Regions from separate parts of the Homo sapiens genome. Here regions 2 and 3 are each linked to region 1. A link is a loop called in an ENCODE intact Hi-C map of the cell type or tissue named here. Cell type or tissue: heart left ventricle. All regions are shown on one strand. Links, peaks and the distances in the headings refer to the core of each region. The heading gives the core; the rest is flanking DNA.

What was found. Hi-C counts contacts between places; a loop is a spot of excess contacts. Peaks named below come from ENCODE experiments on the same cell type or tissue, not always from the same donor. Only the 100,000 strongest peaks of a DNase experiment are listed, where the experiment ranks them.
Region 2: a loop joins it to region 1, with 2.2 times the contacts of the local background. A loop is called at or near these places in 18 of 110 quality-filtered maps.
Region 3: a loop joins it to region 1, with 2.7 times the contacts of the local background. A loop is called at or near these places in 20 of 110 quality-filtered maps.

Annotation. Positions count from the first base shown.
Region 1 is chr12:119,774,681-119,784,983 of GRCh38, forward strand. It overlaps CIT (citron rho-interacting serine/threonine kinase), which reads right to left. Exons shown (of 48, transcript NM_001206999.2): 11 at 10,280-10,303; 12 at 9,228-9,371; 13 at 7,838-7,957; 14 at 1,992-2,162; 15 at 1,678-1,728; 16 at 1,106-1,159. Among named protein-coding and RNA genes, the nearest start is that of MIR1178, 66 kb to the left of the region's middle. RefSeq lists an enhancer at 555-1,156. In heart left ventricle, for the core only: a CTCF peak has its summit at 6,335 (motif pointing left); a DNase peak (open chromatin) is centred at 10,181.
Region 2 is chr12:119,690,059-119,700,361 of GRCh38, forward strand. CIT (citron rho-interacting serine/threonine kinase) reads right to left here. Exons shown (of 48, transcript NM_001206999.2): 45 at 7,918-7,996; 46 at 7,601-7,780; 47 at 93-396. Among named protein-coding and RNA genes, the nearest start is that of MIR1178, 19 kb to the right of the region's middle. In heart left ventricle, for the core only: a CTCF peak has its summit at 5,220 (motif pointing right); no DNase peak of the experiment used is centred there; H3K27ac peaks cover 1,621 bases.
Region 3 is chr12:119,700,724-119,711,026 of GRCh38, forward strand. CIT (citron rho-interacting serine/threonine kinase) reads right to left here. Exons shown (of 48, transcript NM_001206999.2): 38 at 9,817-9,897; 39 at 9,528-9,663; 40 at 7,456-7,595; 41 at 3,640-3,732; 42 at 1,127-1,235; 43 at 901-1,029; 44 at 22-102. Among named protein-coding and RNA genes, the nearest start is that of MIR1178, 7.8 kb to the right of the region's middle. In heart left ventricle, for the core only: no CTCF peak of the experiment used is centred there; a DNase peak (open chromatin) is centred at 3,525; H3K27ac peaks cover 1,306 bases.

The sequences.
Region 1 (10,303 bases), core at 2,304-10,303:
AAGATAAAATGGTCAGGTACAGTGGCTCATGCCTGTAATCCCAGCATCTTGGGAAGCAATGGCAGGTGGTTCACTTGAGTCCAGGTGTTTGAGACCAGCCTGGGCAACATGGCAAAATCCTATCTCTACAGAAAATACAGAAAATCAGCTGGGTGTAGTGGTGCACACCTGTAGTCCCAGCTACCCAGGAGGCGGAGGTGGGAGGATCACCTGAGCGTGTGAAGTCAAGGCTGCAGTGAGCCATGATCATGCCCTGCACTCCAGCCTGGGTGACAGAGTGAGACCCTGTCTCAAAAAAGTTAAATAAGTTGGCCAGGCGCAGTGGCTCATGCCTGTAATCCCAGCACTTTGGGAGGCCTAGGCATGCAGATCACCTGAGGTCAGGAGTTCGAGACCAGCCTGACCAACATGGTGAAACCCCGTGTCTATTAAAAATACAAAAATTAGCCAGGCGTGGTGGCACATGCCTGTAATCCCAGCTATTCAGGGGGCTGAGGCAAGAGAATCGCTTCAACCCAGGAGGCGGAGGTTGCAGTGAGCCAAGATCACACCACTGCACTCCAGCCTGGACAACAGAGCAAGACTCCATCTCAAAAAAAAATTTTTTTTAATTAAATAATTAAACAATGAAATAAAAGGGCCATTAGCACAAACTTTGCAGGATGCTATAAACCAAATCCACGCCCCTTCCCAATCACGTGACAACCCCATGGCTCCTCCAGCCTTCTGCAGGGCAGGCCTCCTGCTGGCAGAAAGCAGTTTGGGTGGGGAACTACTTCTCTTACAAATGTGCATAAATGAGGTGCCAGGCCCCCTGAGGCGAGAGATGCAGGCCTCTTGGGTTCTGTCGTAGTATAATTAGAACTTTTACTTGAGAGTCTCACACAGCTTGGTTTTTAAAAATAAACACTGCTGACATGTCTCAAAAGGAAAAACTATATTCAGAACTCTGATATTTTCAGGTAATCGCTCACTCCCCCTTCATTTTCCTCAGCGCTGGGTGACTAATTCTGTTTCTTTCATCTTTCGTGCTCTGGGACAAGGCAAAGATGTTTGGAAAGGAGGTGGTGGGGGGTAAGTTCCTGAAAAATCACCTTGGGCTTACCTTCTCCAGTTTCTCTTGGAGCTCCTGAATTTTGAGCTGCTGCTCAGCATTGATCTATAATTAAAATCCCAGGAAATAAAGCAAAAGGCAAATCAGCATTAACATCTTGCTACATTTATTGCAGTCCTATTCTCTTGAGGTTTCTATGGGGTCTTTTTCTTTGGGTTTCCAGAACCTATTAAGGGAGAGGAAGAACAGTGGCCTCTCAGGGAAGACTTTGTCCCAGTGCAAAGCTCCATGTTGATGATGCATGTAGGACCAGCAACATACAAATGGCAAAAAGAGAAAGTCGCTCAGTCCTTTAAAACAATAACAATTTTCCTATACTTTTTACTAAGTGTCTGGGTTTGTTGCTGTGGGCAGGTGTGACAAAAATGAGCTGTCTTTTACCTCTTTTAGAGCCATAAAGTCATATGTGGTCACCCAAAGGTGGACTATCAAAATAAGCCTCGAAGAGAGGTCTCTATTCATTGATGAAGAATACTCTTCATCAATGATGGGCCACTGATAATAACATGAAAAAAGTTATCTACCCAAAATATTAATAGCAAAACCAATCATGGAAAGTATACCTTCTCCAGTTTCGCATATTCTCCCACTTCAGGCTTCCCTTGATCCTTAGCCTGTAATTAAAAAGACACAACATATTGGGAAATCTCAACAACCTAAAAAAGTCGTGTAGACTACTTTCTTGGTCTCTGTGACCAAGATAATAATAGTAAATAAGAATAATGTTATCTTCTGTAAATAAAGACCAAGAGTTTTCCAAGGTATCCTACTATTTCTCAAACTAGGTTGTTTCTCATTAAACTAGGTTCTCCTTTTTCTTGCTAAGATCATGTACAATTTTACCCAAAAAGCACCCTCCTGGAGGGTGGCTGACTACCTTCAACAGTTTATGCTGACATTCTGTCGCTTTCCGCTTGAATTCTTCAGCAGCAAGCCGAGACTCTCTCAGCTCAGATTCGTAGAGATCACTCCGTCTTCTTGCTGAGACAAGATCCTCTTCCAACTGATTCATCATCAACCTCATTTCTTCCACTTGAGCCTGGTACTCCTAAAGAGCAGGCAATGAAATAAAAGAGAACTTTCGAACTCCGAAAAGAATAGACAGGCAGTGAGGATGGAAGAGTATTAACCACACAGGGAAGATGCACAGTGAAGAGAGACTGGCAAAGAAAAGACCTGGCCAGGTGCAGTGGCTCACGCCTGTAATCCCAGCACTTTGGGAGGCCAAGGCAGGTGGATCACCTGACGTCAGGAGTTCAAGACCATCCTGGCCAACATGGTGAAACACTGTCTCTGCTAAAAATACAAAAATTAGCTGGGTGTGGTGGTGCGGGCCTATAGTCCCAGCTACTTGGGAGGCTGAGGCAGGAGAATCGCTTGAACCCAGGAGGCAGAGGTTGCAGTGAGCCGAGATCGCGCCACTGCACTCCAGCCTGGGTGACAGGGCAAGACTCCGTCTCAAAAAAAAACAACCTACAGACCTAGAGACGAGGGGAGTAGAAAGATGGACCCAGAATGAGGCACCAAGTAGGCAAAGGTGAGAAGTGTAGGGTGAAGATGAGGGAGAAAAAAATATTAAACCTTAAAACTGTTTTGGCCGGGTGTTGTGGCTCATGCCTGTAATCCCAGAACTTTGGGAGGCTGAGGCAGGCGGATCACAAGGTCAGGAATTCGAGACCAGCATGGCCAACATGGTGAAATCCCGTCTCTACTAAAAACACAAAAATTAGCCAGGTGTGGTGGTGGACGCCTGTAATCCCAGCTAGTCAGGAGGCTGAGGCAGAAGAATCGCTTGGACCCGGGAGGCGGAGGTTGCAGTGAGCCGAGATCGCGCCACTGCACTCCAGCCTGGGTGACAGAGCAAGACTCCGTCTCAAAAAAACAAAAAAAAACAAAAAAAAACACTTTTAATGTAGAGCATATGTCATTAGCAAAACCACCGGGAACACACATGCAAATCACACCATACGAAATGCACAGAACCTTAAGGCCTAACACAGGAGAGCCAAAAGGGATGTTCTTTAAACAACAAGGATAAACTGCTTACATGTAGTTTTCCGCCAAGGGTAATCATTTATATAGACTTGTCCTTTAGAAGTCATGTGCTCCTAACACAAATTGGATATGGTACTAGTTTTAAAATTAACCTTTCAGACAGCACAAGAGGGTAATTGAAAATCTCAGTGGAAAGAATTCTGGAAGGTGAAACTCATCATGTCAGTTTCTCACCATTAATTTTTCTGGGCTCAAAACTGAATGATGACCGTAACATCACTCCTGCAATGCAAGTCACCCTGAAATCTGGAAGAGTCACAAAACACTGGCTTCGGTCAAAATAACTTGTGAGAAAAATTCCAAGGAAAGAACCTTCCTGTTCCCTTGAGCAAACCCTTTAAGTGATCCAAACAGCCCAACCTTTTCCAAAATGCATTTCTAAAATCAAAACATTTACATTGAAGTTTCTCAGAACTGGGCTCACCAAAAGAAATGGCCAGTGATTTTGAAAACTTTTGGACAAAGTATAAAAATATTCTGTGTTAGCAAAAATCAAGGCTAAGTATAAGGATTATGAATGAGCATTTATGTAATCCAAGGTGACTTGTGGGGTGAGGACGAGAGAGATACAAAACGAAATGAACAAGGAATTGAATCAAGAATGTCTTTAAAAATCACAATATTCAGTAACATCTCTGAGATCCACTCTCCCAAGAAATAATTGGTGAGGAATATTTGAATATTTCTCCCAAGAAATAATCGACTGAGCAAGGATATTCTTTTAACTGATAAATTGCAATTTTTGAATAACAGGGTATAAAGGAAACCTTTTATCCCATTGTAGCAGGTGACGCCCCCCCCCCAGAGCATATTAAAGGGGATGTGCTGCTCTTATGAAAATTGGATGGTTTCCATGCAAGCACACCTCTCCCTCTATTATCTGTAAAGGAGAAAGGAAAAAACAGCCCAAAATGGAACACGGGTCTCATTTCACTCTCTCCCACCCAAAAGCATACTGTTATTGAAGGTCAATCCTCAGAATCATGGGGCACACAGGTTTCCTGGGTCATGCATACTAAGCAGGCAATGCTGGATTATATAACCAAAGATCTTTATAACCTGCTCACAATTATCTAAACTCACAGGGCAGGCCGGGCATGGTGGTTCACGCCTGTAATCCCAGCACTTTGGGAGCCCGAGGTGGCGGATCACTTGAGGTTAGGAGTTCAAGACCAGCCTGGCCAACATAGTGAAACCCCATCTCTACAAAATATACAAAAATTAGCCAGACATGGTGGTGAGCACCTGTAATCCCAGCTACTTGGAAGGCTGAGACAGGAGAACTGCTTGAACCTGGGAGGCAGAGGTTGCAGTGAGCTGAGATTACACCACTGCCCTCCAGCCTGGGTGACAGAGCAAGACTCTATCTCAAATTAATTAATTAATTAATTAATTCACAGGCCAGAACATGAGCTGTATGTGAAATGGAATATCGGTTTTTCTGGACCCCCTCAAGCAGAGCCATATTATGGCTTTCATAACTGTGAGCACTGAGCCTGTCTTGCCTTCCTCCATAAAAATTAAAATTAAAAATTACATTTTACAGTTGTGCTCCTATAAATACAAAAATATTAACATCATCTATGAAAACAGTGTCTTTGACCTAAGCCCAACTTTTTTCTTCTGATGAAAAAATTAAAACATTTTGTGAGACCCTAAAAGTAAAGTGGTCCCTAGATACCGTGCCTGCTAGAGCTAATGGGAAAGCCAGTCCTGGCTACAGGCATGGACACCAAATCTTGAGCATCTTTTGTCCTCAAGCTCACTTTTCTTTCTTGAATTTATGTCGGCGAGAAGGGAATGTAATTTTTGTGTTTTGTCAAGAGCAAGGACAGAGTGTCTGTTCCTTCCCCCCAACATCTCTCTTCCCTGAGCTGTCAGCACATAAGAGGGAGGAAGGCAGGAATCAGGCAACCACTCTGTCAGCTCTCCAAGCTCTCGGGGCACCCAGTCTCCTACAAGCATCAAAAGAAAATTCTAACTCATTTGTGGATCCTTTGATATTGTGCAGGATACTTCAAGGAAATCCTATAAATCTAGCAGCTAACCAAATCCCTGCTTCAGGAAAAACCTGAGAGGTGATCATCAGGTCTGTTTGCAAGATCAGCTGAGAGAGAGCTGTGGTATCTCAGGATGGAATGAAAGACTGGTAGGTGTGAGTCAGGTCAGGATGGGGAACTGCAGACAGGTTTCAAGGCCCACCTAACGCAAGTCTTCTGAATGGAGCTTCAGAATTTTGTGGGGAGGAAGGATCAGGTATGATGCAATTCACTCAGAAACCATGGAACACAAGTGACTTTTGTGTTACCCACACTTTTGTCTCCTTTCCTGAGTAGGGGAGCAAGGAAGAAGCTGAAATTGCTAGTAATGATCTAGGAATCAAATTTCACATGAGTCTTTGAGGTGTTTTTCTTTTAAACCAAATCTAAATATTCTAGAGGGGGTAGCTAGGTGGAAGTAAAATATTTTTTAAAAAAATGAAGAGCCGGCCAGGTGCAGTGGCTCATGCCTGTAATCTCAGCACTTTGGGAGGCCAAGGCGGGCAGATCAGGAGGTCAGGAGTTCGAGACCAGCCTGACAAACATGGTGAAACCCCATCTCTACTAAAAACACAAAAATTAGCTGGGTGTGGCGGCGTGCACCTGTAGTCCCAGCTACTCAGGAGGCTGAGGCAGGAGAATCACTTGAACCCAGGAGGTGGAGGCTGCAGTGAGCCGAAACTGCACCACTGCACTCCAGCCTGGGTGACAGAGCGAGACTCCATCTCAAAAAAATAAAGAGCGATATAGAAAGTTAGATTTTTAAGAGAAAGATCAGGGAATAAATCCCAAGTCTAGAAAAAATCAATATGCCACAAACTAAATACTGAAAGTTTGCTGCAAGCATTAAAAGCTTTCTCCCAGTCTGCAAACATCCTGCTCTCACAAAACTTACCAAAAGTCATAAAATAAATCCTTGTTCCGATGAAAAATCAAATCTGAAACCACGTTTCTTCCCCACAATGGAACTTTTAGCAGTCATTAAATCTAAGACTCCACATGCATGCCAACTGTGGTATGAATCATAAAAGACGTGTCTTTGAACTCGGCCACCAACATACACCTTTTCAAAACGTCCTGATAATTCCGTTTCTAAGGAATCTATGGACACCAGCTGCTCCCTCTGGTGGCCAAACACAGCTTTCATTTCCCCAGGATGTCACCAAAAGTAAATTTCCAGGTATGTTGAACTAATGGGAGAAAATGATTCCTACCTCTTGAAACTTTTAGGATGAAAAACTATGTTGATAAAAGGAGCATGAGTCAACTGTCAAAGCAGATTTCTCAAAGCCAATGTGCAGCCTTCAAAACCTCTAAGACTGCATTATTCAGAGATCTGATGATCCTTTACAGGGTTTCCGTCCTATGCACGTTTATTTATAATGTTTTTATCAAGCAACAGAATATTAACTGATCACAACTTTAAAATATTCAGATGATAAATATGCCAACAAAACTCCAAAGACAGTAATTCTTTTTTTAAAGAGTAATTAATGGATAGAGTTATTTGCAGAAGTTTCTTGCATTAGCTCCAGCCAGATGGCTAAGTTTGTGCTACCCAGAGACAGAAATGTTCATTTCTATCAGTGTTTCCATTAGATTTTCTGAAGTGAATGAGAGTTGCCTGGCAGCTGATAGTTCAGCTCTCCAATTGCTCATTGCCATCTCTTCATTAAAGTCTCTATTTACAGTTTTTCAAAAGACACAAAAATCCATGCTAAAAAGGAAACAATGAGGCAATACAAAAATGAGCCATTTAGAAAGAAAACCCGTTTAGAAAGAAAAAAAAGAGTGGGCTTTTTAAAGGTCTCGATTCTCCTTTCTGAAAACACAGGGGACAGCCTTCTGCACTCAGATAGGCAGTGTTAATCCTGACTTGACCTTGACCAGAATGGTTCAAATTTCTCTTCTAGAATATTTCTTTATGTAAGTAAAACTATGAATTAGCCTGGCTTCACTCAAAAACTTAAAAGTGCATCTGAGAAGCTATTAAAACATTTAATTGTTTTTAACCATCTAAAGCAGGGATTGGCAAACTTTTGCTGTAAGAAGCCAGATAGTAAGTAGTTTCAGCTTTGCAGGCCACATGGTCTCTGTAACAACCACTCACCTCTGACTCTGTAGCCTGAAAGCAGCCAGGGCCGATATGCAAATTACCAAGCATGGCTGTGTTCCAAAAAAAAAACACTTTATTTATGGAGACTGAAATTTGAATTTCATATAAATTTCAAATGTCATGAAATATTGTTTTACTTTTGATTTTTTTTCCAACTGTTTAAAAACGTAACCCCATTCTTAGCTTGTGGGCCATAGAAAATAGGTGTTGGACCAGCTTTGCCCCACAGGCTGAAGTCTGCCCACTCTTGCTCTAAACCTACATCTTTATTTTTAAAAGCAGACATTATGGGGTATCAGCTTCAAAAGGAGCTGGAACAAGCATTCTATGATGTATATAAATTATGAGAAATCTGAAGTTTCTGAATGACCTACATACCTGTCTCTCTTCCACTCTGCCCCCACCCTTTCTCTCTCTCCCTTTCTTCCTATTTCTCTCTCAAACACGCCTCTCCTGAAATTAGAGGTCCAAGCAAGCCGAGATGCTGCTGTGCTCCCAGGCAAGCAGGCCTACCTGCTCTTTGATTTCTTGGAGCTTCCGGCTCTGCTCTCTGATATCATGGAGAAGCTGCAGTGCTTTGTCATCCTCCTGGGACACCTCCATCCGTGCTTGCTCCAAACTTCGCTTTAAGCTCTGCAGAAAGCAAAAATTTTAATAGGGATGCCCTGTGGATCCTGCTTTGTTTGAAAAGACTCATTAAGAGAGCTGCAAGCTGCTTCGCAGACACCAGGACAGTTTCGAGTGACGGACCACAGTTCACAACTTCCAGTTGGTTGCCGACTCCGGTTTCCATCCTGTAAAACCCCTTGGTTCAAGAAACATCATCTCAACCTGGTGACCTTAGGGATCCAGCCGGAAACTGCATCAGCCTGTCTCCTGCCACCATCTACCTGTCCTAGGAGATACTTACTTGCATGTTCAGGACTAAAACCTATTAAGACCCAGTAGCTATTACAGCCACCATGTGGATAGCTACAAAGTGTTTTCTACAGTTATTTGTGGGCCCTAAAGTACATATGCCTCTTTCAAAGTAGCAATGACTTCATATCCTCTGCCCAGTTGTCATTTAAGACTCCAAGTGGTCTATTTCTACCTCCTGGCTTATTTTTCCTGGACACCTTTCATCCATAAGAATCCCTTAATGCTTCAATGGCACTGAAATCTATATCTGAAATACATAGCTGAATAACTTCACCCACCACTGAAAGGCAGCCAAGTCTGGAATGGAAACATAGCAGTTATTCTTAATCAGCCACGTTCTATAGATTTCCTCTCCCTTGTGAAAAAAACTTTAGAAATGTGTGATTCAACTTCTTGAGACTGTTTAATTGGGCACATTAAAAAACACCTGAATGAAAAATTTAACAAGACAATGGAGAAGAAGACAGTCTACTCTTGTGAAGGAAAGAAAAAATGAAAGTCACATGGTAAATAATGACAGAGGGTCTGGGTTTTCAAGGCTATTTTCTTGTCACTACACTGGTTCTGGCCAATGGAAAATTTGATGTCAGGAAGATTGAAAGTAAGTTTTCTTGTACATAGTTGGGAGTCTGGTTCTCAAGGCTGCTCATGTCAGACACAACGCAGACCACAGAGGCTGGGATGGGAGATGTTAAGATCTTTTGCAACTTGCGGCAAAGATGGATTACTCCCATCTCCAGACTCCATGGTACCAGCCGTCTACCTGCACTTTCTGCTGGAAATGAGTCCAATCTCATTTCTTGGGGACCTTACGCCTGGCTCTCACTACTCTGCAAAACACAGATCTTGCTTTTGTGCTCTCCCTCTCTCTACTCTCTGCCATTGGCTGTGATGTGCCTCATGGAGCCATCATGAAACAGGATGAGACACACACAACAGGAAGTGCCACCTCCAAGGGAAGGGGGCTTCAGGGAAGGCTCACACTGCATTCTGTGATGTAGGTAGCAAGGTCCTGCTCCAGGAGGGATCTCTGAGTCTCAGAGGCCTTCAGCTCCACCTCCTTCTGACTAAGCACAGCCTCCACCTCTGACACTCTCCGATGTAACCGGGTCATTTCCTGCTCCATCTGAAATAAACACATCGACAGGTTAAAAAGGCCCGTGGAGGTTCATTAGGAGCAATCACATCTCAAGTAGCCTCCGAAACCACCTGGTGGTCTGGGCTAAGGCTAATTCGCCAAAAGTTAAGTTGGGATGGAAATACCATTGTTTCTTCGCCCAGGAGCGCACAGTTCTTCGTTAAGGACAGTCACCAAATGCTAAGTCACTCCTCTCATTCAAGTCCCGGTTCACACTTGATCACTTCTCTAACCCAGTTAGCAAGGAAGCCACAATCATCATTTTTCACCTGTTTGCTTTTGTTTTTGTTTTGTTTTTGCAGACGTCACTTTAATTTTATCCCAAATCCATCTTGATCCCCCCCCATCTCCTTGCAAAGATCTAGAGGACAAATCCAGGACAGGGCAAGGAGATATTTATTCGTCTGCACTCTTAGGAGTCCCAGGCAAGCAGTGACTTATTAGTTTCCAGAGCGTTGCCTCTGGGCAGGAACAGTGAATGTTAAGAGACGTTGAGCGTAATCAACACAGTGGCCGCAGTGACATAAGCAGGAGTTTTAAAAGACTAGGAAGAGAGACTTCGCATCACTCAAAGCAGATGGGATGTATCTCAGCCACAGGTGAGGACCCAGGCCACCTGCCGGAAGAAGCAGACATCTGGCTGGGTCATGCTGAGAAACGGACTGTTTAAATCCAGGGCCTCCTCTGGTTTAGATTTAAAGGATTTACAGCAACAGCAAGGCCCGAATTCATCTCCCTCTGAGCTGCTGGAGGCGCGACTTCAGCGAAGGCAGGAGCGCCTCACTCTCTACGGATCAGGCGGCTCAGAGCCAGCAGCGGCCCCGGGCGGATCCCTTGGCATATACGGACGGGAGGATCCTGGAGCAAGGAAGGAGGCCGGCTGCGGAAATAAATACCTTGTGACACTTGTCCTGAGAGTC
Region 2 (10,303 bases), core at 1,872-9,871, 85 kb before region 1:
TTTTAAACAACAGTGGCCCCGTGGGGGCCTCAGTTCCCCAAGTCACTCCTGGCCTCCGCAACAGACACACAGGCCTCGGAATGCTGCCTCACCTTGTTCACCTGGGACAGCGGGGTCCTCACGGCTCCCGCAGGCAGCCGGCCCCTGCTGCTGTCTTCAAACAGCCTCCCGGGGGACCGCTCTCTCCGCGTGCTGAGCATCCGGCCGGGGGACTTCTCTCGCTCCAGGGGGCGGCCAGGAGACTTGTCCCTGCGCAGCTCGGTCCGCCCCTCGCGGTAGCGGTGGGGTGTGCTTGGCTCTCGCGGGTGGCTGGGGCCTTCGGGCGGCGCTGGGCTGGAGGCCACGCGCTTGGTGATGTGCTCGTTGTACGTGGGTGGGCCTCGCTTGTTGGGGCTGCTGGCGACACAAGAGGAACGTAGGGAGCTGCGAGGCCACAACCCCAGAGGGGCATTTTCCTTCTTACCTGAGCAACCCCCTCCTTGACCCAGCCTCACCACTGATTATCAAGAGATTAGACCTGGAGTTCTTTGGACTTTGCCTGCATTTGATTTTGGTAGCAAAGACAGGGAAGAGAGCAAAGATGGCAACAAAAGACAACCCACCTTCCTCAGTGCAGGCTTTCATTTACTGAGCACCTACTGTGTGCCAGGCCTGTGCTAAGTTCTTCATCTGCCATCTCTCATTATCTCATTAAATCATCACAGCAGCTCCTGAGCTATGAACAAGCATGACCCTCACTGTACAGGCAAGAAAATGGGGACAGACAGGAGTTAGGTGACTTGCCTGAGCTAATGAGTGGTAGAGCTGGGATTCCAATAAAGACCAGTTTGATAGGCCAGGCGCAGTGGCGCACACCTGTAATCCCAGCACTTTGGGAGGCCGAGGCAGGTAGATCACGAGGTCAGGAGATCGAGGCCAGCCTGGCCAACATGGTGAAACCCCGTCTCTACTAAAAATACAAAAATTAGCCGGGCGTGTTGGCGTGTGCCTGTAGTCCCAGCTACTCAGGAGGCTGAGGCAGGAGAATTGCTTGAACTGGGGAGGCGGAGGTTGCAGTGAGCCAAGATCGGACCACTGCACTCCAGCCTAAGTGACAGAGCAAGACTCCGTCTCAAAAAAAAAAAAAAAAAAAAAAGACCAGTTTGATGTCATAAGCCCCATATAATATCCTACTGACCTACTATTTCCCAGAGCCTAGAAGGCACAGAAGGAAGTCATCAACTAGGAGGTCAGCCTACTAAGACCCAGAAGTCAGGGACCCACAAAGGCCCTCAGTGCAAGGAAGCAGTTTGGAGAAACCCTGTACTGATCACTGTTAACTGCCATGTCTGTCCCACTCCTGGGCCTCGTGTTTGGTCACCTCTGCCCCCATGTGGCTTTCCAAGAGTCTCTGACACCTGATGCAAATGCAGATGCTCAGAAGGTGGATGGTTCTCAGTCATGACAATAAGACGACCGAGAGGTGTAGGGATCAGGCCTGATAGAGTCAGGAAACTGAGCAGGGCAGACAAAGTAAAGCGGGCTCAGAAAACGTCCCAGGCCTCAAAGGTTGATAATTAGTAACCAAGCAGTTGAAAACACTGCGGCCTTTTTGTACAACCCAACCCAATCCTCCACCCACTCCTGGCCTGGATATTTCAAATGAAGATTTCAGCAGACCCAGGGGCCAAACTCCCTCTCTGAAGATGTAGTAAGACCTACAAACACAGAGAGAACTGAAATGTGGCCTTCTGAGTCAATTCTTTCCCACCCTTGATCAGCTCTAAAAGTACTAGGGTCCCTATTATCTCAGCATAATTTGTGCTTGGAAAAGGCCCTACTTAAAATGGAGGAAAAAAATTACAGTGAATATTACTTGAAAACATATTTTGTTTGATTGAGGCTTTATCTTGGAATATAAACTTATTTTATGCTAGATATTTTTAGTATTTAAATTACAATGCAATTACATGCTGATTCCAAAAATGAACCAAGCATGAATCACAGAATGATTTGTTTTGTGCTAATTGTCTCAACAAAATTGCTGCTAACATGCTCTGACACCAACGTTGGACACATTGGACTTTTGCAGTGGATCCTAAAGAAGGCTCTTCAAAAATATTTGAAAAAGCCGGGCACAGTGATGCATGCCTGTAGTCCTAGCTATTAGGAAGGCTAAGGAAGGAGAATTGCTTGAGCCCAGGAGTTCAAGACCAGCCCGGGCAATATGGCAAGACCCCGCTTCTAAAAAACTAAAACTAAAAATTAAAACAAGAAAAGTGTTTTCCCAAAGGACTATCTTAATCCTTGATATTTAAATCCTTCTCATTGGAAGAGGCTATAATTTTATCAACTTGTTCATTTCTTTCTTCAATTATTGGTCTAACTGTATCAGAACCTCTTCTGTCAACGTCCATAATTGAGAAGCGACAGCAAAGACAGTGTTTATTGTGGAAGGAGAGACTCTAGAACAGGCTTGAGGGCCAAATCCGGAAGATGCTTGTTTTTATAAATACAGTTTTATTGGAATGAAGCCATGCCCATCTGGTTATGCATTGTCTTACAGCTGCTTCCGCATGACCACAACAGGGTTGAGCAGCTGAGACAGAGACCATATGGCTCACAAAGCCGAAAATATTTACCATCTAAACCTGTGCAGAAAAAGTTTGCCAATTCCTCCTCTACAATATAACAGAGAAGTTGGTGTGCAGAGATAATTTCATAAGGGCTCAGTTCATAGTGAATAGTTTCATGCCATGCTCTTGCTTTCCCATGCAACTGTAACGTTTGGAGATTCAGACAACGAATGCTCAGAAGGCCAGAACCCCTGTCTCTGCAGCAGTAAGATTTAAGATAACTCAGATTTCAACATCTTGAAATCAAGGTTTATATTCATCTCTAGCCATATGGCTTTGAAATCTGGAAGACAAACAAAAAAATAAATTCCGAGTAGGAGAACTACATTAAGCCTACTTGTAATGGAAAAGAAATGATAAGATGTGTCCACAAGAAACTATCATAAAACAAATGAGAGGGTGCTCACTGGCCAGGGGAAGAAGGATTGCTCAAGGGAAGGCCATTCAGGACGTCAGCTGAGATTAACGGGAGGAAGGAACACACCCGTCATTCCAAGCCAAGTGGGCAGTCTTCCATCTCCTTATCCATTAATGACCCATAATCTACCACATCAATTTTATGGTTTTTTGGCAAGGAGTTACGTTTCCTGCTCTGCTAAACAGACCAGGGCAACGAAGCCTGCAGTGAATCAGACCCAGAAAGCCAACCTTCTACATTCTCAACTGCCCAAAGAAGTCAGCGACCAAAAGATCATTCTATAAGCCAAGAGATAACCAACTACTGATTTTCCAGACATGCCACAGGAAAGCAAACACTTTTCTGCCCCTCGTTCTCAGGAACTGGAACTGTTTTGATCGCACAGTAAGCAACTCCTTTGAGAGACTATATAATCTCAAAAGCAAGGTGCCTGGCCACCTATCCAGTGAGGCAACGGAGGAAAAAAATCTAATTACAATATTTCAATGTGTTTCTGGCATGACTTGGGAACTACTTAAAAAAGATCTAGACATTTTCAGGGGAGGACTGTGGTGCACTGAGCAGTCACTCTTGAAGCAGGGCCAAGCCAAGAGTTAGGAGCATTTAATTATTGGCACTTCTGGTTTTTCAGCAAGTTCCTCAGGTTAAAACCACACTAACCAAACATTTCAGATTAATTAACTCCTATACATCAACAAAAGAGAGATTATTCATTAGGACAGTCTTGCCCAAGATCTTGGTATTTTGTAATATTAGTTGTGGTTCTTCCACCAAATTATGGGCTCCTGGAATATAAGAACATGCTTTCTACATCTCTGTATCCCCAGCCATAGACATTATGTCGGGCACATGGTATGGAGTCCACATAACTATTTAGAAGGTAGACACACCTTATAATAATCCAGAAGATTATCTTAGGTCATTTATTCCCGGGGTTAAATAATCTCAGACCTTCTTTGCAGGCCAAGGTTTCAAACTTCCTACACCTCGAGCTGGATCTAGCTCCTAGCACTGTGTCAAGACGAGGCCAGTCCCACTTCCACACGCAGCTGGTGGGATGGCAAATGGGAGAAGCCTTCAGGGCAGAAAACTCCACACTGTCCATCAGATTTACAAATCCACATCAGCCATCACCCATTCACCCACACTTTTCTAGGAATTTATCCTACAGATAGATTCCTCAGCATGTAAAATGACGTAAGGAGAAAGTCATTTATTGCAGCAACAGATTGGAGACAACTCGAACAGCCATTAATGAAGAAGCAGTTAAACCAATTAAGGTACAGCCCTGATAAGGAAGGTTGTGCAGGCATCTGGGGAGAAATGAATGAATAACTACTTCTCACACTGACACGGAGCAATCGCCAAGACACATCAAGGTACAGGAGAGTATGCAGAATATGCTGCCACTTGTATTAAAAAGGAGGGGTGGTTGCGTGTAGTGGCTCACACCTGTAATCCCAGCACTTTGGGGGGCCAGGGCAGGCAAATTGCTTGAGCCCAGGAGTTCAAGACCAGCCTGGGCAATGTGGTAAAACCCTGTCTCTACAAAAAATACAAAAATTAGCCAGGTGTGGTGGCGGGCGCCTGTAGTCCCAGCTACTCGGGGGGAGGCTGAAGTCGGGGGCTCTCTTGAGCCCAGGAGGCGGAGGTTGCAGTGAGCCGAGATCACGCCACTGTGCTCCAGCCTGGGCACAGAGTGAGACCCTACCTCGAAAAAAAATAAATAAATAAAAATAAAAAATAAATAAACAAGGAGGGGAAGGGCACTTCCAGAATGCCAGACTAAGGACCTCTCACAACCTGTTTCTCCATAAAAGCAACAAGATCACTGGCAGTTGTCAAAATCAACTTTTCAGAGCTCTAGAAATTAACCCTAGCCCTTTGCGCGGCCACTCTCGAGGCAGGGTCAAACCAAAAGAGTCAGGAGCACGTGGGTATTTGGCACCTCTGCTTTTCCAGCAAGTTCCTGGGATCAAAACCACACTGAACAAGCATGTTGCAAAAAAGGCCTGCAACAATTCAAAGAGTGTTTATGCAAGAAAAACAAAGGAATCTCAGCAAGAACCGAATGTTTTGTGACATTCAACTTGCCCCATACCCACTCCCCTCTCCCCAGATCTGTGGAAGAGTTGAAACCAATGTCCTTGGAACCACAGTAGCTGTGAAAACCAGCAGTCTAGTAGCCACTAGAGGGAGCAGATCAGGATTGAAGCTCCCCAAAAAGCCCCATCCCCAGAAAACTGTTGCTATCTGACCTGCCTAGCGACGCTCCGTGGAAAAGACCCATTCTCAGGGCAGTGGATCTGACTGTACATTTGGTTGTACAGTTGTCCCTTGGTGGCCTGGGGGACTGCTTCCAGGACTTCCTGTGGGTACCAAAATCTATGGATGTTCACATCTCTTATATTAAATGGTGTAGGACCAGACACAGTGCTTCAAGCCTATAAACCTAGCACTTTGGGAGGCCAAGGCGGGCAGATCACTTGAGCCCAGGAGTTTGAGACCAGCCTGGGCAACATGGTAAAACTCCATCTCTACAAAAAATACAAAAATTAGCTGGGTGTGGTGGCACACACCTGTAATCCCAGCTGCTCATCAGGCTGAGGTAGGAGGATCACCTGAGCCCAGAGGTCGAGGCTGCAGTGAGCTGGTACCACTGCATTCCAGCTTAGATGACAGAGACCCTGTCCCAAAAAAAAAGTAGGGGGAGTGTATTTGCATATAACCTACACACATCCTGTTGTACACTTTAAATCATCTCTAGATTACTTATAACACCTAATACAATGTAAATGCTCTGTAAATAGCTGTTATACTATATTGTTTAGGGAATAATGACAATTTGTAAAAGCTTGAACATGTGCAGTACAAACACAATTATTTTTTCAAATATTTTCAATCCATGGTTTATTGAATCTACAGAGGCATAACCTATAGACAGAGAGGGCTGGCTGTATTGGCATAAAGGATCCCTAAACGGAAACACAAAAACTTCAAAAAATTGGTTCCTTCCCAGGTGGGGACCTGGGGAGAGGGAGTGAGGAGAGTTAGGAGGCAAGAGAGACCCAGAAGAGAGGCTCTGTACTGTACACCTTTCTTATCCTTTGAATTCTGTGCCCTGTGGTTAGATTATCAATTCAAAAAGAAGTAAAATTTAAAAAGAATGCCTTTTAAGAAGAGGCCTTTTTTTGGAACATGCTTGTTCAATGTGGTTTTGATCCCAGGAACTTGCTGGAAAAGCAGAGGTGCCAAATACCCATGTGCTCCTGACTCTTTTGGTTTGACTCTGCCTTGACAGAGACCACTCAGAGGGCTAGGGTTAATTTCCAGAGCTCTGAAAAGTTGATTTTGATAATTGCCAGTGGTCCCGTTGCCTTTATGGAGAAACAGGTTATCAGAGGTCCTTACTCTGAAATTCTGGAAGTGCCCTTCCCATCCTTTTTTGATTTTGAGATAGGGTCTCACTCTGTGCCCAGGCTGGAGTACAGTGGTGTGATCTCAGCTCACGGCAACCTCCGCCTCAAGGGCTCAAGCAGTCCCCGCCACCTCAGCCTCCAGAGTAGCCGGGATTACAGGCACACACCACCACACCTGGCTAATTTTTGTATTTTTTGTAGAGATAGGGTTTTACCACATTGCCCAGGCTGGTCTTGAACTCCTGGGCTCAAGTGATCTGCCAGCCCTCACCTCCCAAAGTGCTGGGATTACAGGTGTGAGCCACCGCACCACCTCCCCTCCTTTTTAATACAAGTGGCAGCATATCTGCATACTCTCCTGTACCTTGATGTGTCTTGGCGATTGCTCCATGTCAGTGTGAGTTCTTCATTCTTTTCCCCAGATGCCTGCACAACATTCCTTCCCAGGGCTGTACTTTAATTTATTTAACTGCTTCTTTATCAATGGCTGTTTGAGTCCAATCCTGTTCAGGAGGTCTCGCATTCCAGGGAAGGCACGAGGCTGGCCAGGAGTCCCTGACCTGCTCTCACGACCTCACATCTCTGGACCTCCAGGCATGGCTTGCCTTCCCTCCTGCCTGAGCACCCCTCACTGGTCTCCCTGCCCCCACCTCGTATCTGATGGGAAATCCTCCCTCACCTCCACGTCCAGGCTTTCAACCACCCCACCAGGGCCTCATCCTTCCATGCCTTAATCTCTGATTGCCAGCATCTCTCCCACTGGGCTGTGAGTGCCATCAGGGAGGGGCTACATCTGCTTTATTCACCATTCTCCCTCCCCCACAAGCCCAACAACTAGCACCGCAGAATACCTGCTAAAGCAATAAATGCCTAATTTGTGCTCCATTTCTCACCAAGCCAATGAAAATACCCAGGAGAGAAAGATCAGACCTCTCCCCTCTGACTTTTGCAAGGTGGTATTTTCTAATTCTCCTGATGCTCATAATGGTCTGTGTTATTTCAGTGCCGCAGATCGCAAACAAATGAATGGTTTGAGCTTAAGAACAAAGTGAAGATTGGGAAACATTCTACTGGTTTAGTATCACTTCCTTCTGCCTTGCAGAAAAGCACGTTGCCCCTGGTACTGAGGAAGAGGAGAAGCTGGTTACCTGCGGGAGGTGGACGGGCCCCGGTGGTGTTCAGTGCCGGACTCCTTCACGAGGTTTCCCTTGCAGCAAATGACCCTTAATTTATCCTGGTATGAGGACGCCAAGTAAATCGCTCCTGAGGAAATGGCAGGGCCCAGGTAGCGCGGGTTCGGGATGTCCAGGTACGCTCGGGCAGGGGTCCTGCAGAGTCCCAGAGTTCCAGTTACCTTCATTGCAGGCTACCTCCATTGCTAGGCAAGTTAGGAAGGAACATGCGGCCGGCCCCAACACCTACCCCAATAGCTGAAGTTTTCCACGCATGGGAGGACAATGCTTACCCTGCTGAGGAGCGTGCCTGGATCTCAATTACTTCGAGTGAGTTGAAGTGGGTCACAAACAGATAGGGTTCTCTGTAGGCTGTGTGATCACCATGCAGGCACAGTGTGGGCCAAAGAATGGTGAAAAGAGGGAAAATCAAAATCTGACTGCAATGCATTCTTTGACCCAGCAATCCTGTGTAAAGCAACTCACCCAACAAATACATATCTATGCGCCAGAACAGTCATGCATGTTCGAGGATATTCACTGCCGTGTGGTTTGTTACAGCAGAAGATGGAAAACAACTCAAGTGTACAGTGTAGGGATTGGCTAAATACATTATAATACATCTGGCTGGGCGTGGTGGCTCACGCCTGTAATCCCAGCACTTTGGGAGGCCAAGGCAGGTGGATCACCTGAAGTCAGGAGTTCGAGACCAGCCTGGCCTACATGGTGAAACCCCATCTCTACTAAAAATACAAAAATTAGCCAGGCATGGTGGTGTACACCTGTAATCCCAGCTACTCAGGAGGCTGAGGCGGGAGAATCACTTGAACCCAAGAGGCAGAGGTTGCAGTGAGCTGAGATGGCACCACTGCACTCCGACCTGGGCAACAGAGGGAGACTCTGTCTCAAAAAAAAAAAAAAAAAATTATAATACATCTATGGAATTCTGTGCAGCTGTAAACATGCATGAAAAGGCTCTCTTTGTACAGATATGAAAGAATGCCCAAGGTACACTGCTCAGTGCAAAAAGCAAGGTTCAGAATCATGTGGGAAGTATTCTGCCTTACTGATTTTTAAAAAGCTGGAAAAAAGAATATATATATTTTATGTGCTAGTATTTGCATAAAGTACTGGAAGGACAAGAAACTCATATGAGCTTTTTTTTCTTTGGAGGAATAGCGATGGAGAATTTGGGAGATGGACTCTCTGGGTGAGACTTTTCATTGTATACCTTTTAAAACTGATTGTAAACATCTTCAAAGAATTCAATTTTTAAAAAGACTAGGTTCGGGCTGGGCGCGGTGGCTCATGCCTGTAATCCCAGCACTTTGGGAGGCCGAGGCGGGTGGATCACCTGAGATCAGGAGTTCAAGACCAGCCTGGCCAACATGGTGAAACCCTGTCTCTACTAAACATAGAAAAAATTAGCCGGGTATGGTGACAGGCGCCTGTAATCCCAGCTACTTGGGAGGCTGAGGCAGGAGAATCACTTGAACCCGGGAGGTAGAGGTTGCAGTGAGCTGAGATTGTGCCATTGCCCTACAGCCTGGGCAACAAGAGTGAAAATCCGACTCAAAAAAAAAAAAAAAAAAAAGACTGGGTTCTATTTTAAAAAAAAGACTGGGTTCACAGCTATTTAGACATTGCTGGTCTTCTTAATACTCTATCTCTGCATGACAGTGTCACTGAAACTAGAGCACACAGGACTGGAAATATTTTCTGCCTTAAAGGGAAAAAGCACTATTATTCCTTGTGGCAAGACTTGGTATTAGACTTTTAAAGTCATGGGCTCTGGTATGCGTGCCCCGGTGCAGTTCCCTGGCCTTGAATCTGGGCTGACTCTGCGGTCTGCTCTAACCAGTAGAGCGTGGTGGAAGTGAGCACGCTTGCCAGCTTCCGCTTCTATATTCTTGGAAGAAGCCAGCGTGGAAAGCAACAAGGCCTCCAGCCACCAGCCGCAGCTAAGCGCCCACATTATGGCCAGCACTCATTGCGTGCCATGTTTGTGAGCCTGTCTTGGGCTTTCTAGTTGTCCCAGTGGCCCTGCTGATACCACATGAAGCAGAACTGTCCAGTCAAGCCACGGAGTTGGGGCCAATAATAAGCTGTTGTTTGAAGTCACTAAGCTTTCAGATGGCTTGTTATGCAGCAAGAGAGAAACAAAATAGCCTCGAAGGGTATCTGGGCCACGACGGCATTTCAGAACATTCACACAGATACGTATGTACATACTTGTATGTGTATGTGTGTTTAGTCTTTGATCCAACAGTTCCACTTTTAGGAGCTTATAATCAGGGGGTGCTATCTAACAAGTGCAAAAAGATTAGTACAAGGATGTTCATCGTAGTGTTGTTTACACTTACAAACAAAACGGGCATGGCCTTACTGCTTTGCCTAATTAGAACTGGTTAAGTGAACAGGTGTTCAGCTATGCCATGGGACACTCTGCAGCCTTTGGAAATGACTGAAATAAATCTACAGGAATTGGGCTCCTTTCTATCATGAGAGCCTAGCAAATATTTCCCAGGGCTGGGACTGTGGGCTGGTGAATCTGGCGTAGGCAGCTCTTCATCGAGCCTCAGAATCTTTCCATGAACAGTTCTCCGGGTGACTGTTACACATGGCACTTGGTATCTAATGGAATTCACATGCACAGTGCTTAGGCCAAAAAAGAAAAAA
Region 3 (10,303 bases), core at 277-8,276, 76 kb before region 1:
CCCACACTGAGCCTCACGTACCAAAGGCCAAAGGTAAGCGACTCCACTTGAGATCGTCTGTGCGGCTACGTCTTCCGTAAGAATCCACGAACACTCCAAATTCTGCAAGGTGTCAAGAGCACGTGGGCATTAGCACAGCCAAGAGCAGGGGCATCAGCGACACACATGGTGATGGAAGAATGAGGAGCAGAGCCCAGGGACCCCTGGCCAGATGGGACTGACTGTGAAAACCAGAGGCCCTCTGCTGAGCCAGCTCTCAGCTTTATTAAAAATGAGGGACTTTTTAAATTTAATTTATTTTAATTTATTAAATTTTATTAAAGAAAGAGAACTCAAGTGAAAAGAAGGAAAGGAATAAGAGGAGGAGAGGGAAAGAGAAAGAGACAGAGAGAGAGGGGAATGAAGCGATCCGGAGGAAGGAGGACAGACAGGGAAAGACGGAAAGACTCAGGAAAGAAGGGAAGGGGGAGGGGAGGGAGGGGATGGGGAGGGGGAGGGGAGGGAGGGGATGGGGAGGGGGAGGGGAGGACCCAAGAAAGAAAGAAAAGAAAGAATGCAACAAAGAAAAGGACAGATAGAAGGATGGAAAGGGAGGGGAAGGGAGGGGAGGACGAAATGAGGACAGAGTAAGAGAAAGGAAAGGGAGAGAAAGAAAGGCAAGGGATGGATGAGGAAAAAACTGCCTGCTCTTTGGAGAGAATGTGATAAAGTTAGACCACGCTAGTATCTGGTGATGGAGAGGAGCATCCCCAAGGGGACTTGGTGGTGCTGGAAGGACATTCTCTGTACCCCTAGTCAAACCTATCCTGCCCCAGAGCTCCATGTACCCTCCTCCAACCCCTCATGGGTCCCTAGTGTCCATGAGGACCCAAAAGGGCAGTGGGCGCAGCCACGACTCACCGTGGAAACACAGCAAGTACTCCTCTCGCTGCCCTGCGCTGTTCACCTGCACGATTGAGACAGGGAAGCTGTTGGAAGAGGCGGCAAACACAGCAGGTGCCAAGGAATGGTCATTCTTATCCAGGAATTCTGTAAAGGCAGGCGAGAAGCGGGGCTTCAGGAGTGAGTTCTGAGTCTCAGCGCGGCCTGAGCCATGGGTGGGTGCGAAAGTGGAGGTGGGTCCTACCCTCGAGCGTGTACTGCTTCATGTCGATTTCGTAGAATTTATTGGTTCCAATGAGGATACTGTAATTGGTGAAGTGGATACAGCTGCAGGGCTCTGAGGTCTCTATCTCCTGAGACATGAGAGCAGAAGAGAAGGATGTGAGAGGTAACACAGGGCAGCCAAGGTCCACAGCTGTTCTGCTTCTGCCTACAGCATCTAGCCAAGCCCTGGAGAACATTGTCACCAAGCTTGTTCACGTTGTCATAGAGAGCCATTCATCTTTTTTTTTTTTTGGAGACAAGATCTCGCTCTGTCACCTAGGTTAGAGTGCAGTGGTGTGATCATAGCTCACTGCAGCCTCAAACTGCTGGGCTCAAGCAATCCTCCCACCTCAGCCTCCCAAAGCATTAGAATTACAAGCTTGAGCCACTGCACACGCCCCATTCACCTTTCATGCCTCTCAGGATGAACAGTGATCCATTTGTTTTCTCTTCCTATTGTTCCATGCAACCCAAAACTAAGAAAACAAGGTCAAACTGCAGCCAAAAAAAGGTGGGGTCAGAAACACCATTCCAGGCTGGGCGCAGTAGCTTACATCTGTAATCCCAGCACTTTGGGAGGCTGAGGCAGGTGGATCACCTGAGGTCAGGAGTTCGAGACCAGTGTAGCCAACATGGTGAAACCCCGTCTCTACTAAAAATACAAAAAATTAGCCAGGTGTGGTGGTGTGCACCTGTGATCCCAGTTACTCAGGAGGCTGAGGCAGGAGAATCGCTCAAACCCGGGAGGCAGAGGTTGCAGTGGGCTGAGATAGTGCCATTGCACTACAGCCTGGGCGACAAGAGCAAAACTCTGTCTCAAAAAAAAAAAGAAAGAAAAGAAAGAAACAGCATTCCAATGAAGAGACAGATCTTGAACAATACAACATTCTTATCACAGGAAAAAAAAATACAGGAAAAATACAACAACTATTAACAGTGGTGGTCAGCAGCAATGGTTTTGGTTTCCTTCTTTTTGCTAGCTTCTAAGTTTCTAGTTTGAACCTATATTACCTATGCAGTCATCATCATGATCATCATTATTGTCATCTTAATTACCTGCTTCCTGATTATTTTTAGTTGTTTTTAGGCCAATCCTAATGTCATCAAAAAACCAGGCACACCTATTCAAAATGTGTGGCCGGGAATCATAAAGAAGCAATGATTTCTGAGAATTTTCCTGAAGCTAACAGTTCAAATTCTAGTGAGCATTATCATCATCACTGAATATTTCTTGGTCACCTACTAAGTATGGGAAAACTTTGAGGAAGCACGATATAGTGAAATGCTAGGAAAAAAAATCAAACTTCAGTTCTGGCCTCAACTTTGTAACTGAGGATTTTCTGCCAGCCTCAGTTGTCTTACCTGAAAATTGGGAATAACTGTCTCTGCTTTTCAGAACTGTGGTGAAAGGTGCTTGTAAAACAGCCAGTTCAGTCCCTTACAGGGTGGGCACCCAATGAACACACCAACTAAACTAACACCACCCTGCCCAGAATGGAACAGTTTCTCTAACAGGTAATGACCCTTATATATTATTCACCCTTCATTTCACTTTTTTTTTTTTTTTTTTTTTTGAGATGGAGTCTTGCTCTGTTGCCCAGGCTGGAATGCGGTAGTGCAATCTCGGTTCACTGCAACTTCCACCTCCCACGTTTATGCAATTCTCCTGCCTCTGCCTCCCACGTAGCTGAGATAACAAGCACCCGCCACCATGCCCGGCTAATTTTTGTATTTTTAGTAGAGACAGGGTTTCACCATGTTGGCCAGGCTGGTCTCAAACTCCTGACCTCAAGTGATCCACCCTCCTCGGCCTCCCAAAGTGCTGGGATTATAGGCCTGAGCCAACATGCCCAGCCTCATTTCATTTTTGAGACTAATCATGAAAGCACCAGAAATATATCAGGCTTAGGAGGAGTGGGACACTCCGAGGTAGGGACATCAGACAGCATTCTCCAGAAGCCAGGCAGATTTAAGGATCTAACACACATCTCGTCCATATTGCAGTCATCATCACAGCTCACTCTGCTCCGAAAAGAAGGAGCTCCCTAATTACATATCAAAATACTGCTAGCACTGGTTATTGCAGAAGGTTATATTAATAGACACCTCTAGAATTTGAGAAAGATTCTGATAAGTGCTACCTGGGACTGCTAGGATCTTAGAAAGAGCCCCCCCTTTTTTTTTTCCACTGGTTTTTCCTATCAGTCAACTTTCTGTTCTAACAAAAGGCTGAACTCACTGGGCTGGATGGGGAGGCAGTTCGCAAATGTGAGAAGAAAAGCAGGAGGGAAACCGCAGCTACTAGTGGCCCTGGGGAATCCTCCACAAAGGAAGGATCTCGCTGACGACAGAGGTCACCCCAGGCTAAAGGCCCGCAGGGTAGAAGGAACCCAGTACAGGCTGTGTCCCAGGACAGTGCACTTTCCACACTGGCTCGCTGAGAGAGCAGGACTGGCTTTCCCACGTTCAACCAAGGCAAGGCCCAGGACTTACTTTCCGGATGCAGTATTTGCTGAGGTTTTCGTTGTAGCGGAGAATGACGACTTTGCTGGGCATGGCTGCACAGATGCAGAGCCCGTTCTCAATCTGAAAAGCAACCAAGAAAAGAAAAAGACTGTCACCAGTGTGATACCGGCTGTGGGGCAAAACTAGGAAAAGCTCTCAGGCTCAGCGCCATTGATGATTCAGACCAGATCATTCTGTGTGGTGGGGGGAGGGCTGTCCTGGGCATCGCAGGATATGAGCAGTATCCCTGGCCTTGACCCACTAGATGCCTGCAGCACTTCAATGTGTGACAATCAAAAATGTCTCCAGCCATTACCAAATGTCCCCTGGTAAGGCAGAATTACCCCTGGTCGAGAACCAAGGCTTTACCTGGGATCCAGAGAAGGCCTCAGGGAGGCACCTGACACCACACACCTTTCCCACACATGTGCCTTCTGCTGGAGACAGAATCTTTTGACAAACTTCCCTTGTGAGGAGGGAGAAGACAGAATGAGGGAAGGGAGAGGAAAGGTGGTAGAGACTGCTAAACGAATTTAGAGAAAATTTCTTTTCTTCTGAGACGGAGTCTCACTCTGTCGCCCAGGCTGGAGTGCAGTGGCATGATCTCGGCTCACTGCAGCCTCCACCTCCCGGCTTCAAGCCATTCTCCCACCTCAGCCTCCCAAGTAGCTGGGACCACAGGTGCGCACCACCATGCCTGGCCAATTTTTGTATTTTAAGTACAGATGGGGTTTTGCCATGTTGGCCAGGCTGGTCTCGAACTCCTGGCCTCAAGTGATCCGCCTGCCTCGGCCTCCCAAAGTGCTGGGATTACAAGTGTGAACCACCACACCCGGCCCACATTTAGAGAAAATTTCAATCCAAAAGGAAAAGTTCTTAGCTAAGAACTCATACACGTGCAGAGTTCTACATCAAAACGCTCTTTTTCTAGAACAGCTGAAACCCTTTTAACGTCTCCTGCTACAACCAGATGTTTATCATTCACCAAATGAGGCTTACTGCTCAAATTAGTCCTGGCACGAAGGTCAGCAGCTGGTACAGTGGGAGAATGAAGATGGGCCGGGATAAGGGAGGAACACACAAGAAAAGGGAAATTGTTAGCAATGTTCTATTTCTTGGACTGGGTAGTGAGTGTGTGGATGCTTACGACATTATTAGGCTTTATGATTTACATATATGTTCCATACATTTTTTGAACAGTTCAGATATTAGAATGAAAATAATTTCTAATTTAAAAAACTAATTTTTATTAGCTGGGCATGGTGGGCATGCCTGTAATCCCAGTTACTCAGGAGGCTGAGGCAGAAGAATCACTTGAACCTGGGAGGCAGAGGCTGCAGTGAGCCAAGATCACACCACTGCATTCCAGCCTGGGTGACAGAGTGAGACTCTGTCTCAAAAAAAAAAAAAAAAAAAAAAAAAAAAAAAATTTTGGCCAGGTGCAGTGGCTCATGCCTGTAATCCCAGCACTTTGGGAGGCCAAGGTGGGTGGATCACTTGAGGCCAGGAGTTCGAGACTAGCCTGGCCAACATGGTCAAACCCTGTCTCTACTAAAAATACAAAAATTGGCCTGCTGTGATGGTGCGTGCCTGTAGTCCCAGCTACTTGGGAGGCTGAAGAGGGAGAATCGCTTAAAGCCGGGAGGCAGAGGCTACAGTGAGCCAAGATCGTGCCGCTGTGCTCCAGCCTGGGTGACAGAGCAAGACTCTGTGTCAAAAAAAAAAAAAAAAAATGTTGATTGAGCGGCTGAATGAACAAATGTGCAGTGTGCTCTCTTCTGAGGGTCAAAATGCGATGGTTTTCAACAGCAGAACGCCAGTAGCCTCAGGGGGTCTATAAACACCTGATTCAGACTTAATTAAAGTTATACATGTACATGTATATATACCCGCAAACACTCTTTTTTATTATTTTCTACTTTAACTTTTAAGTTCACAGGCACATGTGCAGGTTTGTTGTATCAATAAACTCATGTCATGGGGGTTTGTTGTACAGGTTATTTCATCACCTGCGTATTAAGCCTAGTATCCATTAGTTATTTTTCCCGATCCCCTCCCTCCTCCCACCCTCCACCCTCTGACGGGCCCCAGTGTGTGTGTTCCCCTCTATGTGTCCATGTGTTCTCATCATTCAGCTCCCACTTATAAGTGAAAACATGTGGTATTTGTTTTTCTGTTCCTGCATTAGTTTGCTTAGGATAATGGCCTACAGCTCCATCCATGTTCCTGCAAAGGACATGATCTCATTCTTTTTTAGAGCTGCATAATATTCCATGGTGTATATGTACCACATTTTCTTTATCCAGTCTACCATTGATGGGCATTTAGGTGGATTCCATGTCTTTGCTATTATGAGTAGGCTGCAATGAACATACACATGCATGTGACTTTATAATAGAATGATTTATATTCCTTTGGGTATATACCCAGTAATGGGATTGCTGGGTTGAATGGTATTTCCATTTTTAGGTCTTTGAGGATCCCCACACTGTCTTCCACAATGGTTGAACTAATTTATACTCCCACCAACAGTGTATAAGTGTTCCTTTTTCTCCACGACCTCACCAGCATCTGTTATTTTTTGACTTTTTGACTAAAGAAGCAAACAAAGGTATTTTATGTGCCACTTTTCAATATGCCAGAAGCTACAAATGAATTAACTTGAGTTCTCATGAACTTTGTTATGTAAATGTCATAAATTCGAATTTTTAAATTTCTAGTAATGAAACATACTTTCATCTAGTTCAGACATGGAGATCCACATTAGATTTTTTTTAAGGTTCATCTCTCTCTCACAGACACAGCAGACATACACACGCACATGCAAACACACTTATTTTTAAATTATGGATCATCCTTCTAGTTTTGTTAATTTTATTCCCATTTTGCTCTCAGACATTTATTTTAGATTCAAAACCTGTACAAATTTCATGGCTACACAAATTATTTCACGTGCCTAAAGGAGGCAACAGAAATTTAACCTAGTTTGAGGATGTACAATTGTGAAAGTTGTCAGAATCAAAATGGAGCTGCCAATGTTAACAAAACGCTGACATTAGAGCAGGAGGAGGCCATGAAGAGAGGATTCTCACACTTGTGTGCCTGATAAAAAAGAGACTCGACGAAAACCACAAAGGCCATTGCAATCTGTTTTTTTTTTCCCTGTCACCAGGCTGGAGTGCGGTGGCGCAATCTCGGCTCACTGCAACCTCCGCCTCCTGGGTTCAAGTCATTTTCCTCCCTCAGCCTCCCGAGTAGCTGGGATTACAGGCGCCCGCCACCGTGCCCAGCTAATTTTTGTATTTTTAGTAGAGACAGGGTTTCACCATGTTGGCCAGGATGGTCTTGATCTCTTGACCTCGTGATCCACCTGCCTCGGCCTCCCAAAGTGCTGGGATTACAGGCATGAGCCACCGCGCCCGGCCAGGCCATTGCAATCTTACACAAAAAATACTTCTGCAAGGACATCCGCCCAGTGACTATCTGTCCAACCTTAGACAAGCGTCAGTCTTGTTATTAATCTTTGAAGCCAAGGATAATTATTTCAAAAAGACTATGGAATCCTCACTTACAAACCTCTGTCTTCCTTTATCTCCCTAGATACCCACATAGTTTACAATGGCACGTGTATTCCCATTGCAAAGCCCTGTTCCCAAATCAATCTCTTTTCTTTCAAGAGAGCCCCTCTCTGTTTGTTATTTAAGTTGACACTATCTTGAAGGTCAAATCAACGAGCTCTGTGGGAAGAGAGGTAGTGTCAATTTCCAGAACATTCCACCAGCTAGGACTCTGAGGGGAGCTTACCTTGCCTGCCCCAAACAAGTGGCAGCCCTTGACAGCTTCAAAAATGTTGGGTGAGATGTCGGGCTGGGCAGGCAGGTGGGACTGGGCCAGGGACTGTTTCACTTTCTTCACGTCCACAAGACACAGTGCCCGCTCTTCTCCTGAACAGGAAAAGGAACAACCTCTCGTCAGTGTGAAGCCGTTAAGTAAAGGTACGGGATGGTGGTTCTAGTTCTAGTCACAAGTAAAAGTCACAAGAGGCCACACAGATGATCTGAGTTTTCCACAAATCCATATAAACACATTTTAGGTCCATGATTTATTTATTTTTTTTTTTTAAATTTTTGAGACAGAGTCTTGCTCTGTTGCCCACACTGGAGTGCAATGGTACAATCTCGGCTCACTAAAACCTCTGCCTCCTGGGTTCAAGCAATTCTCCTGCCTCAGCCTCCTGAGTAGCTGGGATTACAGGTGCATGCTACCACGCCTGGCTAATTTTTTTTTGTATTTTTAGTAGAGATGGGGTTTCGCCATGTTGGTCAGGCTGGTCTCAAACTCCTGACCTTGTGATCTGCCCGCCTCAGCCTCCCAAAGTGCTGAGATTACAGGCGTGAGCCACCACGCCCGGCCCAAGTCCATGATTTAAATCTAAGACAATAACATTTGGCCTTTTAGTCAAGATTCTGAGGAGGGTGGAATTCTGCAGACATAAAATTGGAGAATGTGAACTGTACTTTCAAACATGCTCCCCAGCAAAGTAAAGAACGAATGTGTGAGGGAGGAATGAGGAGGCATTCTATGAAAAAACAGACTTGGACTATCCAAATATGTGGATGTCAGGAGAGACAAAAGGCTGAGGAACCGTTCAGATTAAAGGAGACTAGAGAGACATGATTAAATGCAATGCAAATTCTGGGACATTATAGAAGCCACAGGTAAAATCCAATTATGGGCAGCATAGCGGATACTTGTATTATAGTAAGGGTAAATTTCCTAAATGCAGAAATTATAGTATGTGAAACTATTCTATATGATACTCTATGTGTGGATACATGTCATTATATGTTTTTCAAAACCCATAGAATGTATACCACCAAGAAAGAACTCTATAATGTAAACTGTAGACTTGGGGTGACAATGATGTGTCACTGTCAATGTGTCAATGTAGGTTCACTGACTCTAACGAACGTATCACTCTGGTGGGGGATGTTGGTAGTGGGGGAGGCTATGCATATATGAGAACGGGGGTATATGGGAACTCTCTGTACCTTTCAATTTTGCTGTGAATCTAAAACTGCTCTAAAGAATAAAATAAGGAAGAGAGGAAGAGACGGAGGAAAAAGAGCTGAGATTAAGAAAGGCCAGTTCTTGTCCATAGTATGTCAGTCCCCGGATCCAGCCATGCCTGAAACAAGACCTAACTGTTGTTGTTTTGAACACTGAATCGATATATTACTCTTTTCCCCTTTAAAAATAATGTCACTAACACAGACAGAGAGAAATAAACTGTACCCTGGTTATGTGACAGAATGTCTTCAATCCTTAGGTTGATATACTGAAGAACTTGGCGTCATACCTGCAACTAACTCTCAAATGGTTCAGGAAAGAGAGAGAGAGAGAGAGAGAGAGAGTGTGTGTGTGTGTGTGTGTGTGTGTGTGTGTGTGTGTGTGTGTGTGTGTTAAGAAGACAGAGAAAAAAATTATGACAAAATATTAGCAAATGGTGACTTGAGAGAGATCACAGAGTTAACAGAGCAAGCAAGCTCTCAGAAGGTCAGGGCCCACGGTGGTTTCGTTGCAATCAGGACAAAGGGTTTGGCTTTAGATAGTCTTCGAGGCTTAGCACTCTTCACTTGGCCTAACAGTGGGATGTTCTTTGGGAATGTCAGACTGTGCTAAACTGGATACTGGAAGGGAACTGAATCTGGACAGAGGGGGTCCATTAGCTGAGGCTTGGGCATCTATGGGGACACAGAGATAAGAGCTACAACGGCTCCTCTCTACTATTTTGTGTTTTACGAGCATGAAACGTGGCTTCAACATATTGGCTCCCTTGAAAGTAAAGAAAAAACACCATGTCCTTGGCCTCACACCTGCTATCATGAGTAGCTTCTCCAGGTCCTTGATAATATAAATTTGGAAGACTGCTCCAATTCCTGGGACATGGGTTAGGGAGTTTTTCAAGACATTCAGGGCGTAGAGCCCTTCCTCGGTGCCCACCAACACCACCTGCAAGGGCAGAAGTCCGAAGGCAGAACATAAGCACGGTCACGTCACCAGAACAATCTCTAGTAAGAGCAACAAGGCCTCCACAGCCCTTTCTTTCTTGATGGGGTGTGGCTGTAACCAGACACCAGCTGGCCGTGCCCATGCAAGCATTACCTGGTCACTGAAGGGCAGCGTGCAGTTCATGTCTAGACGGTCATCACCTTCCAGTTTCAGCAGGGAGTTTCCAAGCAGTTTCTTTTCATAGGTGAAAGAAAAGAAAAACAGAAGACATCGTGAGGCTGATCTGTTTATGACCAAACCATCCAGAGAAACCAAGAGAAGGTTAAGGCCAAGTTATTCCTGGAAATGCTCAGAAACGCACATATGCTCTTAGCTCAGCCCGTATTTTGATCTGAGCTCCAAATGCAAAATGCGAGTGCTATTGGTATCTCTGGGGCAGCTGTTAATTAGCATCTGAGTTATAATTTGGCTGGGATGCAGAAATAAGGGAGGGTAGTAGACATGGAAAGCTATTCTGTAATAAGAAATAAGCTGAAGCTAAGGAGATTTCACCTGCGCAGGGTTAATAAGACACATGAAAGACTCCTTCCCCCATAAGGCTGCAGCAGAAGTGCAAAGGCGCCGTGTTAGCAGCGAGCCA